Regions from separate parts of the Homo sapiens genome. Here region 2 is linked to region 1. Evidence: chromatin loops called from intact Hi-C (ENCODE). Cell type or tissue: PC-9. All regions are shown on one strand.

Evidence for each region. Peaks named below come from ENCODE experiments on the same cell type or tissue, not always from the same donor. Only the 100,000 strongest peaks of a DNase experiment are listed, where the experiment ranks them.
Region 2: a loop joins it to region 1, with 23 times the contacts of the local background. A loop is called at or near these places in 5 of 110 quality-filtered maps.

The regions. Positions count from the first base shown.
Region 1 is chr2:128,019,739-128,024,738 of GRCh38, forward strand. The region is part of intron 2 of SAP130 (Sin3A associated protein 130); the gene reads right to left. Among named protein-coding and RNA genes, the nearest start is that of SAP130, 5.8 kb to the right of the region's middle. In PC-9, no CTCF peak of the experiment used is centred here; no DNase peak of the experiment used is centred here.
Region 2 is chr2:127,092,447-127,097,446 of GRCh38, forward strand. The region is part of intron 1 of BIN1 (bridging integrator 1); the gene reads right to left. Among named protein-coding and RNA genes, the nearest start is that of BIN1, 12 kb to the right of the region's middle. RefSeq lists enhancers at 2,951-3,622, 3,716-4,486. In PC-9, no CTCF peak of the experiment used is centred here; DNase peaks (open chromatin) are centred at 855, 2,295 and 2,545; H3K4me3 peaks cover 283 bases; H3K27ac peaks cover 2,829 bases.

The DNA.
Region 1 (5,000 bases):
TAGCCAGGTGTGATGGTGCACACCTGTAATCCCAGATACTCAGGAGGCTGAGGCCAGAGAATTGCTTGAGCCCGGGAGGTGGAGGTTGGGAGATCCTGCCACTGCACTCCAGCCTGGGGGACAAGAGCAAAACTCTGTGTCAAAAAAAAAAAATTAAGTGGAAAAAAATCAGAGAACAATACTGATGTAATAAAGGAAGAGCTTGTGAAAATATTAACTCATATTTGTCTATAATTTTTCCAAAATAATTTTTTTTCTGAGCATAAAGATAATATTTACTTATGTAGAGAATTTAAATTATTTGGAGTACCATAAACAAAGTAATGTTGCCCCCAAACTTACCCCACAAAGGCACCAACACTTAAAGTTTTGGTGACAGTTCTCGCTTCTTTTAAATTTTGGGTTTTTATTCATTTGACTTTTTTTTCTTGAAGTATGATTTTCATAAAGATAAGTGCACAAATGTTAGCTGTGCAGCTCAATGGACTTTCACAAACTGAATAAACCTGAGTAAATAGCACCCAGCTCAAGATAGAAAACATTATTGGTCCCCCAGAGACCCTTAGTTTGGCCCTATTCTAGCCACTATCCTCCGAAGGAAATCAATCTTCTACCTTGTAACACTATAGATTAGTATTGTCTGTTTTTTAACTTTACGTAAACAGACTTATAACAAATACACCCTATTGTGCTTTGCCTCTTTCACTTACAGGTATGAGATTCATTCACATTAGTGTACACAGCTGTAGATCTTTCATTCTCAATGCTGTATATAGTACGACACACGAGTAACGTACAAATTATCCATTTTACTCTTAAGAGGCACTTTAGTTTTCAGTTTGTTCCTATTTTGAATAGTGCTAGTAATGTTCTTGTACGTGTCTTTTGGTGAACATATGTACCACTTCTACTCAATATATACCTAGGATTAGAACTACTGGGTAGAGAATACTGCATCATTTTTTAAAGGTGAAATGGGGCCGGGCACAGTGGCTCATGTCTATAATCCCAGCACTTTGGGAGGCTGAGGCAGGTGGATCACCTGAGGTCAGGAGTTCAAGACCATCATCCAACATGGTGAAACCCCGTCTCCACAAAAATACAAAAATTAGCTGGGCATGATGGCGGTTGCCTGTAATCCCACCTACTCGGGAGGCTGAGGCGGAAGAATCACTTGAACCCAGGAGGCAGAGGTTGCAGCGAGCCAAGACTGTGCACTCCAGCCTGGGCAACGAAGCAAGACTCTGTCTCAAAAAAAAAGTGAAATGGGATTCTATTGTATAGATGTACTATAGCTTTTAAAATCACTGTATCATTGATGGGCTTTTAGGTTATTTCCAAATTTTTGCTTTTATCAACAATCTTGTCCAATGATCTCTTCAGGAAAAAATTCCTAAAAGTACAAGTGCTGGATGAAAAGAGTGATGTGGCCGGGCGTGGTGGCTCAAGCCTGTAATCCCAGCACTTTGGGAGGCCAAGGCGGGCGGATCACAAAGTCAGGAGTTTGAGACCAGCCTGGACAATATGGTGAAACCCTGTCTCTACTAAAAATACAAAAATTAGCTGGGCATGGTGGCGGGCGCCTATAGTCCCAGCTACTTGGGAGGCCGAGGCAGCAGAATTGCTTGAACCCGGGAGGTGGAGGTTGCAGTGAGTCGAGATCGCGCCACTGCACTACAGCCTGGGCGACAGAACAAGACTCCATCTCAAAAAAAAAAAAAAACAAAAAAACAGAGAGGAAAGAAAAGACTGATATACGTTTTCTTTTTCACTATATATTGACTTTTCTCCCAGGTCATTCAGAATTTTTAAAATTTTGATCTATAAAACCTCTTTATTGGGGAATAGATTACATAGAATACCACCACTGGTTTACAAGAAAAGTTCAATAATTTTTTTACAAATATCCTCAGCAACACCAAGGAGCAGAATGGTTGGGTCAAATGGTAAGTATATGTTTAACTTTGCCGAAGTCATTTCCAAAGTGATTGTAGCATTGCCTGTTCCCATTAGCAGTATACAAGCTGCTCCTCTTCCTTACTCATTGCTTGATATACAGCCATTCTAGTGGGTTGTAGTGTGTGTCTCACTGTAGTTTTAATTAGCATTTCCATGATGACTAGTAATGTTGAACATCTTTTTATGTGATCCCAGCCCATTCATATATATCTTCTTTAGTGAAGTGCATGTTTATCTTTTGTCCATTTTAATCAATTAGCTTTACTGAGGTACAATTTACATATAAAATTCACTAATTCTTTGTGTAACATTAGATAAGTGTTCGCAAAAGTATACAGCGGTATAACACAATCATGATACAGATCATTTCCTGTTACTCCAGTGAGTTCATTCACACCCCTTTGCAGTCAATTCCCTCCCCACAACCTCTATTCTCCAGAAACCACTGATCTGCTTTCTGTCACTATGGCATAGTCTTTTCTGGAATTTCACATAACACAATCATACCATCTGTAGTCCTATGTATCTGGATTCTCTCCTTAGTGTAATGTTACTGAGGGTTATCCATAATGTTGTGTATACTGGTAGTCTGGTCCTTTTTATTGCCAAGTAGCATTCCACTGCACGGATGGACACACAACAATTTGCTTATCCTGTCACCATCTGATAGACATTTGGTGAGAACCCTGTTTTGGCTATTATGAATACAGTTTCTACGAACATGTGAATATAAGTCCTTGTATAAACATATATTTTCATTTACCTTTGATAAATACCTATGGAATGAGATTGCTCAGTGGTGTGGTAAGTGTATATTTAATTTTATAAGATATTGCCAAATTGTTTCTTGAAGTGGCTAGCCATTTTGCATTCCCAACAATAAAGTATGAGTTCTATTTGCGCTACAACCATTCCAACACTTGGTATTGTCAGTCTTTGTAATTTCAGTCTTTCTACTGGATGTGCAGTAGTTTCTCACAGTGGTTTTAATGTGCACTGCCCTGAGGATTAATAATGGTGAGCATCTTCTCATGTGCTTCTTTGGCACTTATCTAGCTCTTCTGTACTCAAATATTTTCCCGTCTTAAAAAAAATCAGGTTGTTTGTCTTTTTACTACTGAGTTATAAGTTCTTGTTTTTTTTTTTCCTGGAGACAAGATCTCACTCCGTCACCCAGGCTGGGGTGCATTGGTAAGATCTCAGGTCACTGCAACCTCCGCTTCCCAGGCTCAAGCGATCCTCCCACCTCAGCCTCTCAAGTAGCTGGGACTATAGGCATGAGCCATCACACCTGGCTAATTTTTTTTTTTTTTTGAGACGGAATCTTGCTTTGTTGCCCAGGCTGAAGTGCAGTGGCGCTATCTTGGCTCACTGCAAGCTCTGCCTCCCAAAGTTCAAGTGACTGTCCTGCCTCAGCCTCCCGATTAGCCGGGATTACCGGCACCCACCACCACGCCCAGCTAATTTTTGTATTTTTAGTAGAGACAGGTTTCACCATGTTGGCCAAGCTGGTCTCGAACTCCTGGCCTCAGGTGATCTGCCCACCTCAGCCTTCCAAAATGCTAGGATTACAGGCATGAGCCACTGTACAATTAGCCTGGCCTCGGCTAATTTTTGTATTTGCTGTAGAAACGGGGATTTGCCATGTTGCCCAGGCTTATCTCAAACTCCTGAGCTCAAAGCGATCCACCTGCCTTGGCCTCCCATGGTGCTGGGATAACAGGCATGAGCCTACTGCACACAGCCTTTATTCCCCCATAATGATGTTATGATCTTCCAGCACTATTTTACTGAAAAGACCATCAGGCGCAGTGGCTCATGCCTGTAATCTCAGCACTTTGGGAGGCTGAGGCGGGCAGATCAAGAGGTCAGGAGATCGAGACTATCCTGGCTAACACAGTGAAACACCGTCTCTACTAAAAAATACAAAAAATTAGCCGGGCACGGTGGTGGGCGCCTGTAGTCCCAGCTACTCAGGAGGCTGAGGCAGAATGGTGTGAACCTGGGAGGCAGAGCTTGCAGTGAGCCGAGATCATGCTACTGCACTCCAGCCTGGGAGACAGAGTGAGACTCCGTCTCAGAAAAAAAGAAGACTATCATTTCCCTATTGAATTACTTAGGAACTTTTATCAAAAATCAATTGGCTATATATATCTGGTTCTATTTCTAGATTCTCTACCTGAGTTGTTATGGAAGATAGAGTCTTCTGTTATTCTAGAGAATAATAATATTCTCTAGAATATTCTAGAGAAAATAACATCTAAGTTGAAACTTGAAAAAAGAAGGAATTAGCCAAATAAGTAAGTATATGGAAAGAAACAAGGAAGACTATGGCAAAAGGAAAAGAATGTGCAAAGTCCCAAAGTCGTGAAATTGGGAATTTTTTAATCATTTATTTAGAAATATGAGTAGATACCATCGAGCAGGAGTCATAAGTAGCTTAAAGTCACTTCAAGTCTAAAGAGAACTAAAATAAATTTATAACAAAAACTAAGTTGGCGGCCACCCAAGTGGCTCACACCTGTAATCCCAGAATTTTGGGAGGCCTAGGCGGGAGGATTCCTTGAGGCCAGGAGTTTGAGACAAGCCTGGTCAACATAGCAAGACTCCATCTCCATTGGAAAAAAAAAAAATTAGGTTGGCAGGAGGAAGGCTAAATAGTAAGAAATGAGGCTGGAACATTAGACAAGGGCCATAGCTCATAAGAAAACGCAGAGCAATTAAAGATGCTTCCAGCTCAGCACAGTGACTCACACCTGTGATCCTAACACTTTGGGAGGCTGAGAACGGAGGATTACTTGAGTCCAGGAGTTTGAGACCAGCTTCGGCAACATTGTGAGATCCCCTCTTTACAAAAAAATTTAAAATTAGCTGAACATGTGGCTGGGTGTGGTGGCTCATGCCTGTAATCCCAGCACTTTGGGAGGCCAAGGAGGGTGGATCACTTGAAGTCTGGAGTCCGGAGTCCGAGATCAGCCTGGCCAACATGGTGAAACCCTGTCTCTACTAAAAATGCGAAAAAAAAAAAAAAAATTACCCAG
Region 2 (5,000 bases), 930 kb before region 1:
CAGGAGCAACAGGGCCCACAGAGGCTGACCGCTGCTCAGCTGGCTGCCCCGTGTGGGAGGCAGTGCTGCTGACTAAAGGCCCCAAACACCTGCCCGCAGTCCCTAGCACCACCAGGCTCAGCCCTGAGGCCAGCCACCAGCTCAGGGGCATGCTGCAGGGGGCAGCAAGGGCCTCCCACTGACCCGCAGCCCCGGGCAAGTCACCAGCCTTCCAGAGGATCCACCCTGCAGTCCCAGTCATCATCTAGAAAGGTCCCCAGAGTGTGCCCAGGTTCCTTCACTAACACATCCAGTCCTCCTCCAAAGCTCCCGGGGAAGGGCCAACACAGTGCAGTGCACTTGGGAAGGGGAGGCAGGGACCCCATGAAGGAGAGAGGACAGAGGTCCCAGAAGCCACAGCCCACGCCTGCACCCCCTGTGCCCGAAAGGAAGAGGAGCTCCTCCTGCACTGTCCCCTCCTCCCCAAGGGCTCTCTCCATCAAGAGCAGCACAGTTCAACAGTAAGGGGCTGAGCAGACAGACAGAGGGGCCAATCCCTCTAAAAAAAAAAAAAAATCCCAGGAGGGAGCCAAAGGAGTGGGGCACAGCCTGGGGGCCCCCCCACAGATGCCAGGTCAGCCCCCAGCCACCCCCACGCTAGGGCTGTCCACAGAGAGAGGGGTCAGGGAGGGAGGGCGGAAGGGGAAGTGGGGGCTTACAGTATCACCTGGAGCCTGGCCCCCACAAGGCCCTGTCGGGGCTCAGAACACAGCACCCCAAAGTGTGGTGCTGTGGCTCACTGCAGACTCTGAACAAAGGGCATGTGAAAGGCCTCAGAGGTAAGCTCTCTGTGACCTTCTCCTGCCCTTCTGTCTCTCTCCCCTCTTTTTCCCTGCCCAGGTGAGTCATCAAAACTGGAATTTTTCTTTCCCAAGGTGAAGCATAAAGACCAAAACCCCTTTTCCCCAAAGCCAGCCATGAAACCCAGATAGTTCACTCTCTCCCACTCCCTTCACCCCTGAAGACCCTCATTCCACAGGGGTCCTGCGCTGTATGTGGGAGGAAGCCACACAACACAGAGAGGCCGGAAAGAAGCCGAGCCGACAAGCCTTGCTGGGTTCCCCCTCGGACTATCACCATTAGGTCACACCCGTTGTCCCATCATATGTCTACACGGCTGTCCATTCCTCACCAACTTATGTCTGAAAACAGACAGTTCTCTCTGGTCCTTGCATCTTCATCGTTGAAGGCTCCCGTGTCATGTAAAACATTGATTAAAGAAATGTGATGCTTTGCTCTTGGAAACCTGTCTTTCGTTAGAGCGGTGTCAGCTGTGGCCCTTATGATGGGTGAGAACGATACCACACGTTTCCGCCCCTGCCGCTCTCTCTGGACAATCCCCTCCCCTTCCTTCCTTCCCAAGGCCTCAAGCCCTACCATCTGGATCCTGAGCTAGGCCTGGACTCCCTGGACTCCTCCAGTGCTGGGGGCCCCAGGCCTAAACTCAGACAGGACGGCCCTAGAGGATACACACGGAGGGCATGGGTGCAGCTAGACACCCCCCACTGGCCTAAGGCCCTGCTCCCTGCCCTGGAGCAGGGCTGGTCCACGAGCCGGCACCCCGACCTTCAGGGTCCTCGTGTGTGAAATGGAGACACCTGTTCTCCCGTTTAATCCTCATGACAACCCTCCCACACAGGATACTATCCCACCTCACAAAAGGGGACACTGAAACTTGGAGGGGGAGTAACTTGTCCAAGGTCAAAGCACTGAGGAAGAGCAGAGCTAGGATTTGAACCTGGGGCTCTGAGACTTGAAAATCATATTCTTTCCACCTTGCTGCATTGTGTAAGGTGCTTTGCAAAGCCTTATACAAAGGCTTTTATCCTCCGAAGCCTCACATGCCAATTCACTTGGCACTGTGTGCCTACTATGTGCCAGAAGCCAGGAACACAGGCACGATGGGTCTAGCCTCCCCCTTCAGGATTGAGACCAGCAAACAGGGTTTGCTGTTAGCCCGTTTTATGGAAGTCAAAAGGAGATGAGGAGGGAGAGCAGGAGCAGGAACCTGGGGGGGTCCCGCTGCCTGCTAGCCAGGAGGCCAGTGCAACCTGGGAGCTCCGGTCCCTCTGTCTCTCCCCGCATGGCTCAGGCACACAGTCTAAGCACTGGAGTGGCGCGGAGCCGACTGCAGACTATGGGGAAGGCCTCCCTAGTCTCTCGCAGTGCAGCAGGCAGGGTGACCCGCAAGTGCAGTGGCACAAAGCCGGACGCTGGCATCAGGTTCTGTCCTTGCTGTGATCAGGGCTCCCACAGTGCTGACTCAGCTCCCCCCGCCCAGCCCTGCAGCCCACACCCATTCCTCAGGGAGGCTTCTGAAGTTGGCCCCAGGCCAGAACAGCCCAGGATCAACAGACCCTGCCCACCAGCCCCCGGGTGGTGCTGCCCCGAATGCCCTCAGGAAAGGACCCCCTCAATTGGGGAGGTTGACCCCCTCAACCATGGGGCCTCCTCCAGGCCCATGGTTCACCAGACCAGGAGAACAGGGTGGGCGGGTCAACTCGGGGAAGGCGGTGACATTCCAGCTCAGCCAGGCTGCCTTCCAGGACAGGCTGCTTCACTGAGTCCTTGCAGGGAGAGGGGACACAAATAAATAAACTCCTGGCTTGGTTTATATTTCAGAAAAAGAACAAGATTTGGGTCCTGTCCCAGGTTCAGCAAATGCATCCAATTAATTGTGGATTCTGTTTCTCAGTTTAGAACAAGAGTCAGCTCATTCCTCGTCCTGGAGTCCCCTCCCAAGCCACTAACATCCCCCAGGATCCCTGCAACTCTTTCTTTGTGGGAGGTGGGAGGTATGCTTCTCAGGAGCACAGTCAGGCCAGCTTCATTCAAATCTGATCCTCCTAGGTCCCTGGATTCCTGTCGGTACCCAGGTCCCCTGCACCATGCCTCCCTGGCGGGGTCACTGGTGGATCCCGGAGTATGGAAATCCCAAGGTGAAGGGCCTGGCTCTGTGGGTTCACCTTCCCTTTGGTGTGCCAGCCTCCTGGAGCCACCCAGGGGCCCCACTCCCACCCCCAAACATATGCCAGGTGTTCCCCAACAAAGGCAGCCCCCACACTGATTTTCATTTGAAGACAATGAAGACATCTGCACCTTAACAGTCCCTTCCAAGCTCTTCTTACCACCTCCTTCCCACTCCCTGGACTCAGGGATGGGGGTGGCAGCACCTGGGAAAGGCCAACTTGGGGCCAAGTCTGAGGCCCAAGAGGAAGGGAATCCCAGAGTTTCTCCAGCCTCTGTTCTCATCTGCCAGATGGGGCCATGGTTTGGTCCCACCTACCTCACAGGGCACAGAGAGAAACAAATGGAAAGCGGCGGGTGTGATGGTTCTTAGTAAATTACATAATGCAACAGAGGTGCAATGGCTCTGCCCCCCTGAACCTTCCAGACCCAGCCGGACCCAGCAGGAACTCAGCTGCTGCCATTCTCACTTACAGGAGTCGGGAGTTCACCTTGTTTTGCTGAGAGAGGAGTCTCCCACTTCCCGGTCCCCAGGTGGGTACACTGAGGCTTGGTGGCCCACCTGGAGCCTGTGGTCTTCCGCTACATAGCAGGTTCCTCCAGTGAGCAAGTGAGTGAATGAATAAATGATGCCAGACCCTCACCTCCACCCCCAGCCCTGTGCCCCTCATCTGGCCCCCTCCAGCCTCGGCCCCACCTGCAATCTTTCGCCCTCTCCTCCCCATTCTATCAGGGTCTAAGTCAAAGGAGAGCTGACTTCTGTCCTGGGAAGGTGAGACCATCAGCTCCCAATTTAGCTTTTTCAGCCTCTACAGGTGGTGGGGAGAGAATGGCAGGGAAGCTCACTGAAGTTCACTTTCAAGAAACCTGTCATAAGCACAGACAACAAACTCAAAACACGAAAGCCAGAATGACGCCCGTGGGCTGTCATGAGATGCTCCCTGGGAAAGAGCGTTTGCATCACCCACCAGGGAGGGCAGAGCTGCGTGCTTCCCTCACACATCCTCCCAGACCCTCCAACAAGCCATAGGCAAGTGACTTGCCCAGCGCCACACAGCGGGGGAGCAGCCCCAAGGGGATGAATTCCTTCCTCCCTATGTCCTAACTTTCCTCTTCCCCTTTCTCTCATTCGGTGTCTCCCCTCCCTTTGCCCATCTGCCTGTGGTCCCAGGGTCCAGCTCCGAGCTCCATCCACCCCATCACCTGCATCTGGCCCCTGACACATAATTAGACAGCTCATACCACTTCAGGCCAGAGAAAAAAGGGGAGCTGCCATGGGCCAAATGGATAGGAGGCCAAAGACCCTCAAGGGGTCTTTCCCACCCAGGCCTCTCTGTGCCAGAAGGGCCCCTGCTTGCCCTGGACTCAGGCATCTTGGCCTCAGCCCCAGAGAGATGGTGAGCTGAGCAAAGGTCCAAAGAAAGTAGCAGCAGCTGTTGGAAAAAAGGGCTGGGCTGGCAAAGGCTCTCCTGGCACCCACTCCTGCCAGCCCTGTGGTTCCAACAAAGCTTCTCCAGCCACAGGCCTGGTGGAAACCCCTCGCTGCCAGACACTGCCCCCATCTCCATCCACACAACAGAGACTGAGGCATTATTCACGTTACCGTGCCCACTCCCCACTCGGGGGTCTGTCCTGGAGCCAGGGGTCCCCACAGCTGGCAGGACCACTCCTCTGAGGCCCCTCCCTAGCTCTGACCCAGCTCTGCAACAAAAGGACCCCTATGGCCATCCCAGTCAACGGCCTGGCCACACAGGGCCGTGCATACAGGGGCGCCCTAAAAAGGGTGAGCGGATCCACTGATAGACCTCCCAGCCGCCAGCTCTCCAGGCCCAGCAGCGTCAGCCCTCCAGGCCCAGCAGTGTCATCCCTCCAGGCCCAGGAGCGTCACCCCTCCAGGCCCAGCAGCGTCACTCCTCCAGGCCCAGCAGCGTCAGCCCTCCAGGCCCAGCAGCGTCACCCCTCCAGGCCCAGCAGCGTCAGCCCTCCTGGTGTCA